2 separate regions of the Mus musculus genome follow, and region 2 is linked to region 1. A link is a loop called in an ENCODE intact Hi-C map of the cell type or tissue named here. Cell type or tissue: left cerebral cortex. All regions are shown on one strand. Links, peaks and the distances in the headings refer to the core of each region. The heading gives the core; the rest is flanking DNA.

The links. A loop is a pair of places that touch in the nucleus more often than their neighbours do. Peaks named below come from ENCODE experiments on the same cell type or tissue, not always from the same donor. Only the 100,000 strongest peaks of a DNase experiment are listed, where the experiment ranks them.
Region 2: a loop joins it to region 1, with 2.4 times the contacts of the local background. A loop is called at or near these places in 6 of 42 quality-filtered maps.

Annotation. Positions count from the first base shown.
Region 1 is chr13:43,395,758-43,401,296 of GRCm38, forward strand. It overlaps Nol7 (nucleolar protein 7), which reads left to right and starts at 2,619. Exons shown (of 8, transcript NM_023554.2): 1 at 2,619-2,901; 2 at 2,978-3,038; 3 at 3,754-3,812; 4 at 4,836-4,864; 5 at 5,096-5,177. The coding sequence starts at 2,648. In left cerebral cortex, for the core only: a CTCF peak has its summit at 2,589 (motif pointing right); DNase peaks (open chromatin) are centred at 1,050, 2,107, 2,639, 2,830 and 1 more place; H3K4me3 peaks cover 1,592 bases; H3K27ac peaks cover 899 bases.
Region 2 is chr13:43,300,944-43,306,482 of GRCm38, forward strand. Gfod1 (glucose-fructose oxidoreductase domain containing 1) reads right to left here and starts at 3,229. Exons shown (of 2, transcript NM_001033399.4): 1 at 2,302-3,229. The coding sequence starts at 2,554. It overlaps Gm52047 (a long non-coding RNA gene), which reads left to right and starts at 4,541. Exons shown (of 3, transcript XR_003950636.1): 1 at 4,541-4,787; 2 at 5,413-5,519. In left cerebral cortex, for the core only: CTCF peaks have their summits at 3,344 and 3,543; DNase peaks (open chromatin) are centred at 1,520, 2,003, 2,256, 2,266 and 5 more places; H3K4me3 peaks cover 3,836 bases; H3K27ac peaks cover 3,747 bases.

The sequences.
Region 1 (5,539 bases), core at 307-5,306:
TTCAGAAATCCATTTGCTTTAATATCTTGGGTTTCTGTCCCTAGTTACGTGGCTATGACCAAAGTACCCGAGAAAACTTAAAAGAATGAAAGAAAGGTCCATCATGTCTCGGCTCACAGTTCAGAGGAAGGCATCTCAGCAAGGAAGACCTGGGGGAGGGAATGGCTTGGTCTGCGGCTGCGCAGGAAGCAGAGCCAGGGACTTCCAGTACTCCATTCGCTTTCCCGGTTCCCTAAGACTACAGTCCGCTCCTCCCATTCAGGGTATTTCTTCCTCAGCGAATCCTCTCTGGGAACCAGCAGGCACATGGAAAAGGTGTGCCTCACTGTTGCGTTAGGTGTTTGCCGAACCCGGCATAGCCGGGTACTGGAAAGCTGAAGACAGCAAGTTGGAAACGAAGAGGTGACAGACATCGGAACAAATGCCAGAAAGGCATGCAGAAAAGCTGGGGTCGGGTGGGTTGCGTCACTTGGATGGAGGCCACGTCCTATGCAACTCGGGGACTCAGCAAGTTTATTATGGGTAGCAGAAGGAATAGGGGTTCAGAAGTCTCTATGGGAAGACTGGAGGGGAGCCATTTCAGGTTGTAGTCGCCCACGAGGAAGGAGCTGCCCTTGCTAGTTTTTGCACACACTGCCAACATTGGCACAGGAAGCCTTTGCCATTTCCCTGAACCTGACCCAGGGAAAGCTTTGCCACTGGGGCATCAGGGTCCTTGACACTGACGTGGCTGGACCCATGTCAACAATACTCATTTACTCAGGACTTCGTGGCTCCCCACAGGTGTTTGTTAGTCCAACCATGTTGACATTTAAAATGATCTACCGCAGGCAACAAGGGAGAGTTGCGTGTACCATAGGTGACAGTCATTTGTAACAAATCCTAAAAGTCCTTTGCGTGAAGGAGATAGATTATCTGACCAATTGGGAGTCTGGAGAAGTAGCCAGGCAGCATGAGGGTCACACTGGAGGTGGTAAGCTGAAGCTAGGGAGCTAGTTATAATTTCAGTGATACCTTTCCAAGGTGTGTGTCTGTGTGTCTGTCTGTATGCAATGGCTATGCGTACTGCAGGGGCCAAAGCCCTTGGAGCCCCTGGAACTAGTCATAAGTGGTTATGTAGCGGGCGGTGGTGGCGCACGCCTTTAATCCCAGCACTCTGGAGGCAGAGACAGGAGGATTTCTGAGTTCAAGGCCAGCCTGGTCTACAAAGTGAGTTCCAGGACTGCTAGGGCTACACAGAGAAACCCTGTCTCGAAAAACAAAACAAAACAAAACAACAAAAAAAAGTGGTTGTGTGCTGCTTGACATAGGTACTAGAAACTGAACTAAGGTTCTCTGGAAGAGCAAGCAGTAAGTTGAAGTTCTCTTAACTGCCGAGCCGTCTCTCCTGCCCTCTGTGACACTTTAATGCGGCATCTACACGTATGGACCATCACATGCTTTTGGTAGGTTGTCACCGGGCTTCAGTTTAACCTCTCTCAATGCTAGTTACTGTAGGGGTCTGCTGATGCAAACATTTGTTTTCTTGCAATAGGTTTCACTTTAGTTCAGGCTGGCCCAGACTTTAAGATGTTCTTGCTTCGGCTTCCCGAGTGCTGGGATTTCAGGCGTGCACTACTCTGCCGGACTCAGAGAATGTTTTTCATTTGTATTTTCTATCTGACCGAGCCCAGACGTTTCAGAGCCACCCTCCCCATCCTTCTCTGCCTACGATGTCTCTAGCAGTTCTTGTTTTGTTTTGTTTCTGAGACAGGGTTTCTCTGTGTAGCCTTGGCTTTCCTGGAACTCACTCCATAGACCAGGCTGGCCTAGACTCACAAGAGTTCCTCCTGCCTCTGCCCCGCACCACTAGGATGAAAGGCATGCACCACCACCTACAGGCCTTGTTTTGATCTTTTTATCCACACTTATTTGTTCTTTTTAAATTGGAAACTGCTTCTAAACAAGAGGGGGGGGGGGATAAGGTTTAGAAGTAGGAAGTATATATGTTAACTAACCATTTGTCGAACATATAGTGTGACATTAGAAATCAATGACTTTAGAATGGTAGAAGCAACAGCCAGGTGACTTGAGTATTTAGAGAATAGTGTAACTAAACATGCCATGGTCTCTGGGTGGGACGTTGAAAGTCAACCGTTCTGCGTAGGGGAACACATATCAGAGAGGACAGCTCATCCAAGTGCACGGATAGATTAGGGAATGAAGAATCATTTCCTACTGTATAGCTGGTAAAAGACATCACGTGGGCCATGTATTCCCAAAAAATATATGGGCAGAGGATTGCAAGGGTTGGAGGGGGTGGGGGTGGTGATGGGGGTGGGTCGTACACAATACATACAGGGATGCATCTCACAAGCAACGATGGTCATTTATTTCGTTATTTATTATACCCTTGCCTCTGTTCCATAGATCTAAGCAACCTGGGGGAGAAAAAAAAAAAAAAAAAAAAAAAAAGGCGGCGACACCTAGCAGCACGAAACCACGCCCTCTTACCCCCCCCCCCCGTCTCAGCCATGAAAAGCCCCGCCCTCCCGCGCACGCGCCTCAGCACGTTTCGCGGCCTCCGAACCAGCAGAGGGCGTAGAGAGCGCGCACCGCGCACGGCTGCTTCCGGGTCAAGGGTCAGACAGCCGCCTTTCCGTTTGCCATGGTGCAGCTCCGGCCCCGCTTGTCGCGTATTCCCGCGCCGGCTGAGGCGATGGTGGACGAGGACCAGGCGGCCTCGGAGGAGGAGGAGGCGGAGCACGGCCTGCTGCTCGCGCAGCCTAGCAGTGGCGCGGCCGCCGAGCCCCTGGACGAGGAGGAGGACGCGGACGACGAAGCCCCGGAGGAGCTGACTTTCGCCAGCGCCCAGGCGGAAGCCCGGGAGGAGGAGCTGCGCGTGCGCGCGAGTGCTCGCAGGTGCAGCGCCCGGGAATGTTGGCGCCTCGGGACTCCCCAGGCTCGGCCGGCGCTGACCCGACTCCTTTCCTTCCAGGGATAAAACGCTGTTGAAGGAGAAGAGGAAACGGCGCGAGGAGCTGTTCATCGAACAGAAGGTTGGACGCGGGACTTGTCGCTTATGTAAACTCGGCCGGGGCTAGAGTTCCCTTGCTAAAAGCTCCTTAAAGGATAGGGTACTGGAGAGGTGCAAGGGCCATTGGCGTTTCTTGGAGTCTGCCGTAATTCAAAGTAGGCGTGGAAGCACTGACACTCATCTATCCCTGACAGTAGGTCTTACAGGCTTCCAGAGGTGGTGAGGTTTGCTTGAGTTTTTAAAATTCTAGGCTGGAGCTAATGATTTCTTTTTTCGCACCCCAGAGATCTGATTTCGAGTGGCCATACCTAAATACCTTTCAGTTAGTAGCCGGGATACTTGAACGTTGAGCTACTTTGGGTAAAATGACAGGGAATGTATTGGGCTTTCTTTTCTTTTCTTTTTTTTTTTTTTTTTTTTTTTTTTCTTCCGAGACAGGGTTTCTCTGTATAGCCCTGGCTGTCCTGGAACTCACTTTGTAGACCAGGCTGGCCTCGAACTCAGAAATCCGCCTGCCTCTGCCTCCTGAGTGCTGGGATTAAAGGCGTGCGCCACCATGTCCGGCCTGTATTGGGCTTTCTAAATCCAGTCTTAATGTTGTCGGTTTAGAGGCAGCAGGGACGTATTCACAGATTGGCCCGAATTCAGGACTGTTCGAAATGAGTAACGTTAGAAGTTATCTCCAGGCATACCTGTACCTCACTTTAACTTGTCATCAAATGTCTTTATCCCCAAAGAAAAGAAAGCTGCTTCCAGATGCTGTATTAGAGCAGCTAACTACAGCTTCAGAGGCCGAGTAAGTATTGCAGTTTCTACGTGCATAAAGTCTGTAGACCCTAAGAAATTCTCCCCAAACTTAAAAGCTACACAGTGCTTTTGGAGTTCCTCAACTTTGTCTAGCAAGATAGATGGTAAGTAAGTGACTGAGAACATTTAGTGTTGCAGCAGGAACTTAAACCCAGACTTTCCTTTAGCTTGCTCTACCTGCCGCCACCCCTTTCTCTGTTCCTCATTTCGTTTAGCAGCCGTGTTGCCAGTGCTTCAAACCCAAAGCTTGAGTTTACGCCCTGCTGAATTCACTCCTTGGTACATTCTTTTTGTTTTTCTAGACAGGGTTTCAGTAGCCCTGACTGTCATGTAACTCTTGCTCTGTAGACCAGGCTGACCTCAAACACAGATTTGCCTGCCTCTGCCTCTTGGTGCTGGGATTAAAGGTGTGCACCACCACACCTGACCTTAGAACATTCTAACTTCTCAAGTCTTTTTTCTTTTAAATCAGAATAGTAGTTCCAAATTGTTGGTTACTTTCCATAATTATTCAGATCTTTAATCCATGAGGTATATAAGCAGATGTTTGTGCTTTTAGGTGAGGTCCTTCTCTTTCCTACCCGAGGTCAAGTGTGGACCCTTTCTTCTCGCTCCCTCCTCCATAACTTCCCATCTGTACAGGCCTCTGTGCTTTCTCTTCCAGGCAGTTTAGTCACTCCGTAGGTACCTGGAACTCATCCTTGGTCTCCAGGGTCCAAACTGTTGTCTAAATCTAGTTTCTCAATACTGTGAGACTAGCACCAGCCTTTACTTGATCTTTGGAATGCTAAGTTAACAGTTCTGAGTTTCTATTAACAGTGCTCAAATTTAAGTTCTGAGGACACTCCATACTAGTCAAATGACTGGGAGTTGTGGCAGCGCTGTGTGGCTCAGTGAGGAAAGATTAAGGGCAGGGGTCATGAAATCGAGAGAGGATCTTGGATACTTGTTTTGAGTACTCTCTATTGCCTGCCAGTCCCATCTTTCGTTTTTTTTTTTTTTCCTCCCGCAGCATAAAGAAATCACCAGAAAACGTAAAAGGTATGACTTGTCCTTGGTTAAGTAACTTCATGTAATGGTAAAGTGCACTTGCAGAAATTTTTGGTTATTTGTGGTCCTTAGGCCTGGCCAAAGTTGGCTTAAGCCTGTTTTCCACTATTTTCTTCAAAATAAAACCTGTACTCACATGATAGGTGGTCACCAAAGTGAGTAACTTCCATTAGGTGTTAATTTATATAAATACTACTTACAAAGTGGATCTTATTTTTTCAGTTAATTTGAAAAAGAAAAGTGAACAGCATGCAAAAGGAAGAAACTCCAAGAAAGTTAAAGTACAGAAAGTGCAGTCTGTCGGGTAATGAGTTTTGTTCCGTTTTCCCCGTGGGATGCAGTTTCCATGTAGTTGATAGTATTGGTTTACTTGTAGAAAAGTATCAGTTTTGATAGTAACAAAGTGAGATCATGTAGGCGTTAGGAGTCATAAAGTACAGTCCCTGCCTTGTTTCTGTGAGGCCCTGAGTTTGACACCACCCTAACCCCATCCACCTTAAGGACGGAAAAAGTTGGGTTAAGGATGTTGGCCAAGTGGTACAGTACGTACGTAGTGTATGGGAGCCACCTTGGGTTGACTGTCCCCAGCACCATACACTACAGAGTTATGCAGGAGAACAAGCATGTACCCTCTAATTTACGTTGACCTTTTGTATTAATCACCAG
Region 2 (5,539 bases), core at 247-5,246, 95 kb before region 1:
GTGGAGAAAGGAGGACACTTCACCGGGACTCATTAAAGGGATGGCTCTCTTCAGTCCCAGGCAAACGCTCATATGTGCAAACCTCCAGCAGCCAAGGCCAGCCTGATAACTGTTTGGGGTTTTCCACTTCCTGTGTTATGTGTGCAGAACCTCTTAACCGTGACTGAGAAGCCAGTCAGGAGCAGCCTCGAAGGTACAATCGAAAGAAGCCTCCTAAGTCTGCAGTGAAGTCTTAACACCTGTGCAACCATTTTGAAATTCAGTCCAGTGCCTCTGCATTTCCCATAATCACGGACTGCCTTGAATCTCGGGCAAACAAACTCAAAAGGAAAGGAAGAATGCCTACAGCCCACGGTGAAAGGATAAGCCCAGGGCTGTTCCCTTCTCACACTTGGTAAACCTAGCTAACAGAGCCTCCCATGCTTTTGCTCTGAAGAGGAACTAACTTCAGCCCTGTCAGTACAAAACAAGAACTTATATGGATTCTCTTCTCCAGTGCTGAGAGTTGAAACCAGATGCCCGTGCCTACCAGTCAGGTATTCTACCATGGTGCAACACCCCAAGTCCTCACACAGGCAACATCATCACCACTGCCGCCACCACCATCACAGAAGTATCCAGAAAAGTATAACAATGGTCCACATCCCTAAACGCTTCGGCGGCCAAAGTATGAGATAAAGGCTGGAAGTGTGGCTCAATCAGTGAAGTAGTTGCCTAACAGGCAAGAAGCCCTGGGTCTGATCCCCAGAACCAAATAAACTAGGGATGGAATCTCAGCACTCAGGAAGTAGAGTCAGGAGGATCAGAAGTTCAAGGCCGCCCTCAGCTAAGCAGGGAGTTGAAGGACAGCCTAGGATACACGAGACCCCGCCCCAAACAACAATGATAGTAAGTACCAGAGACCATCAGAGCATTCTTGCTCTGTAATTGGTATCCCCCTGTTGTGGGGTTGCTCCAAGGGCCTGTCCTATAGAGATGCCACCGGAGAGGGGAGAAGAATGCTCCAACAAGCTTTCAAATCGGACCAGACCCAAGCCTTTAGCATAGATGGGGCTTAAGAGGAACCCATGGTATAGAAATTGCCCTAATAGGTTTTATACTCTAACTTTTTAATCGCCTACTTGACAAACAAATCCAGTGTAAACAACTAGTATAAACTAGCAGTGAAACAGAAAAGAAACATTGGCTAAAAGTCAATAGAATTCAGTTCAAAACTAAAGAAGCCAGGCTCCAAAAGCCAGAAGCTTAATACATTAAATACAGTAAAGAAAAGACCGGTAGCCCCTACGTTAGAATTTCTCCAACCTAGTTTGTTAGGAGCTTTTTCTCCACTTCAGTAACCCTGGCTTCCAAGGGTAAGTATGAAACGCCTGGGAATAGCCGAGCGTGGTTGGTTTAGGTATGGAAGGGAACTGCTGATGAACAGACTTGCTCAAGACACTCGTTTGAGCCCAGAAAGAAGCCCCAGCCTGCTTGTAAACACAATGTGTCTCTGGAATATTCCCGAGGCAAAATACGGAGGTGCCATCGCACGTTTCCAAAGGAAACTGCAGCGTCTGGCTTCCCCCTCCCACCCCGGCCCCCTCCACACACACAAAGCATCCTTGCCTTTGAAACCACAATTTTCATCTCGGAAGAATACAAGGTATATAATTCTCAACTAGAGTAGACACCCACTCCTGGGAGACTGTGCCCAAAGGTTAAATTACAATCTTTACTAACCTCTGACACATCTGAGAGTGTTCTGATAGACCCGCCCACTCTCACTTGCTTCCTTCCAGAGCAGAAGAGATAATTCCAGCCAGCTGTCAGTTCTCTAATCTCACAGTAAACTCACTTACTGTGGAGGGAAACAAAACGATCCAAACTGGGTGCCACAGCTGCTCACAAACAGGTACACCCAGGAAAAACCCTGCCACCACGTGTGCGGCCCTTTATTCAAGGGTTCCTGGCCACGCGCTCTCCTTTTCCAGACGCACGCGCACCCACACACCAGAGCACTAACTAACGTATACAGCTGGGTACCGAGTTTCCCTCCTGGAACAGCAACCGGTCTTCTGTATCTGACCCATTCGGTTCCTATACCTAGAATCCAAGCCTATTCTAGCCTCCGCACCACACACGTGGGGATGCGCTTCCAGCTGGTATCAGGAGCGAAGCGTGGAGGTGGGGGAGGCCACCGACTGGAAAGGGGAAAGCTGGGACTAACAAGCTTGGGTTTGGGATTCCTGGGATATGTCCAATTGGAGAGAAGCGAAGAGCCGAGCTAAAGAAGAGAGGGCTGGGGGAGGGGTCGCTCACCCAGGGTTTTGACAGCGATCTGCCTAGTGAGCGGCGGCGGCAGGTTGATGCACACCAAGTCCACATCCTGGTGCAGGAGCACCTCGTCGATGCGGCTGGTGTAGAAAGGAACGCTCATCTCCTTGGCCAGCTCCTCGGCTTCTTCCTGCGTGCGGCCCCACAGCGCCTTCACCGCGAAGCCCTCATCTTTCAGCAGCGGGATGATGACTCGGGCTGTGAGGCTGGTGCCGAACACGCCCACCCCGGGAAGCATGGCTGCTCAGGTCCGCCCGGTTCTGCTGCTGCCGGGATCTCCAGTCGAACACCGGCGCACACGCCTCTCCGGCCGGTCCCGCAGTCCCCGGCTCCTCGACCGACCTCGCTGCGCTGCGCTAGCCGCCGAGCCCCGGGCAAGGCGCCCGAGTGCGGTGGCGTGACAGCGCACCGAACCACAGACCCTGCAGGCTCCGGGAGCCTCAGCGCGGTGACTGCTGCAGTGCCCGCCACTCGGGGCTCGTGTCCTTCCCGGAGACAGCGGCAGGGACTCCGCCAGGACGCACGAGGCCCCGAAGCCCCGTGGAGCCCGGGCTCAGGCAGCGCTCCCGCCGCAGCGCCGGCCGGCTCCGTGCGCCCCGCGGAGGCCGCCCCATGGCCGGCTCATCCCGGCAGAATCTCTCTCCCGGATGGCGCTCCCGCTTCACCACCCTCTGTGGGCTGCGGATCTTCTTTTTCCCCAAGTCCTTGGTAACGAATGGAACCCAGAGGCCACCCGGAGGCCGACTAAGGATGAGGCTCGTAGTGTACCAGGCGCCGATCCCGAGCAGCAGCACCGCAGCGGCGGACACCACCCGGCGCCAGGCTCCTCATTCTGCTGCCATATTCGCTCGCTCGCAGCGCGCCTTGGGCGGCCTCGGCCCCGCTCGGGCTCGGGCTCCGGCTCCGGGATCCCGCGGGTACGAGGGCGGAGTTGGCGACTTTGACTGTCAGCGGCCGGGGTTCCTGCACCGCCCTTGCGGTAGCGCCGTGCTCCATTGGCCGCCAAGCGTCGCCCCCGCCCTTGTCTCCGCCGCCCAAGGCACTCGTTGCGCTCAGCGCCCGGCCCCTGGAACCCGCTTTGACTCCTCCCCGGCCCCGCCTGTCTCGCCTGCTGCCCCCGGGTGGCTTCCCTTTCTCTGCGCTCTCCGCCTCCGCGGCCGCCTCCTCCTCGTTGTGCTCCAAGCTCCGCCCAAGCAAGCAAATAAATCTATCAAAGCAGGGCGCGCCCTTAATAGGCTAGGACTGGGTTCCTTGGAAAAGATTGGCGGATGCTAAGACCCCGGGGAGGCCGGAGGACCCCACGAAGTGTGAGCAGCGTGGTTCACAGTCTCCTCTCCCGGATATTTTTCTGTGCTCGCCACTGCTCTAGGAAGCTGTCCAGGCACTTAACCCTGAGGTTATTGGAAACTCGTTTCATTGATGAGAAAGTGAGCTCTGAGGAGGTTAAGGGACTTGCTCAAGGTGACACACATGAACAACAGTGCCAGGATCGGAAGGCAGACACCAGCATCTCGGCGCTGAACCCCTAGAGTTCTGACTCGCAAGTGTGCCAGCTCCAATCCCAAACCAACTCCACTCCTGAGGAGGCTCCACTGGTCACCTACTCCATGCTTGTGCCCATGTGGCATGGGCGACCTCACCCAGACTCCGCAGTGGCTGTGGCACGTGTGTCTAGAGTCTGGTCTTCCTTGTTTACTTCTGGCTGCCTGCCACTCCTGGCCACTGCCCTCTGTCAGCTTCAGTTCCCTGGCACAGCGCTTCTCCTGGCCTTTAATACATCTGCAGTCAGAATGCTGGGGACCATCAGTCCGAGATGCGTGGAAAGCCCTAACTGCGGTGGTGACTGAGTGAGCGTCTGATGGCTCAAGATATCCTCGTCACTTATCACGGGGCCTAAGGAGATAGTAGGCACTTGTCTAAGTACACAAATGGATGGATATTCACCACCTGTCACATTGTGCCCTCTTCGTACTGGGAGGGAGGAGTCAATGCCAAAGGGCAAGTGGACCTGCTCTTCTAGCTCAGTGTTTCTGGAAAGGTGAGGTTACTACTGTCTATTATGTTCATCCCTGGCCTTTAGCACTCAGAGGAAGAGACACGTGTCCTGCTTCAACATAAGCGTGGAAAACATGATACATCCGAGTGTTTAAAGCAACTGTAACAACTGGCACAGAGACGGGGCTCTTGGAGAGAGCTGTACACACACACACACACACACACACACACACACAAAGGCTGATGTGGCAATGGGAGGAGGCAAAGTTGACCTCAGGACGACATTATTAAAAAGGACAAAGTGCTCCGGGATTGGCAACAACCTGAACAGGGTCAGACAAAGAGCAGACAAGATATGCCTGCTGATGGTTAGCTGAGAAGTGCCTAAGGAAAAGGAGGCGTGCAGCCATGGCTGCCAGGGTGCTGCTTTGGAGCAGAGCGAGAGCCACGGTGTGCCGCCCCTGGACAGGTGCAAGGTGGGTGACTCCTGGCTTGCAGAGTCAGAAGCCAGAGCTGACTCTTGGCTCTGCCATTTACACCCTGTGGGACCCGGGACAAATGTCTTCTCTGTGTCCGTCTGTAAAGGGGGACAATAGCTAACACTAGAGAGGACCATGTGATTTGACAGTCGTGACGTCCTGAGAAGGATGCTCCCTAGAAAGGTTCTATGTGATATATATGCCCTCTATTTTGATATTTATTTTTATTACATACATTCTATTTGAAAATAAATGTTAGGCCATGTATATATCCTGAATGAATTCCGTTATGCTCTTTTATGTTGTTTGGGTTTGTTTGTTTGTCGATTTGGGTTTTTCCTTTACTATTGTTTCTATGTATGGGTGTGGGTATATACCACATGAATGCATATACTCTTGGAGGTCAGAAGAGGGCATTGACTGGATCTGCTGAAGCTGGAGCAGGAGCTGCAGGTGGTTGTGAACCATTCTATATGAGCATCAGAGACAGAACTCAAGCTCTCTGAAAGGACAGTGAGCACTCTTACCTGCTGAGCCATCTTTCCAGCCACTGTTTGTTGTTTGTTTGTTTGTTTGTTTTTTGGTTTGGTTTGGTTTATTTGGGTTTTTGTTTTGTTTTCAGATGAGGTCTCATGTAGCTCAGGCTAGAATCCAACACACTATCCAGAGGAGGACGATCTTGATTACATTCTGATCCTCCTGTCTCCACCTCCCAAGCCTATACCACAGGTATGTACATATATACACCT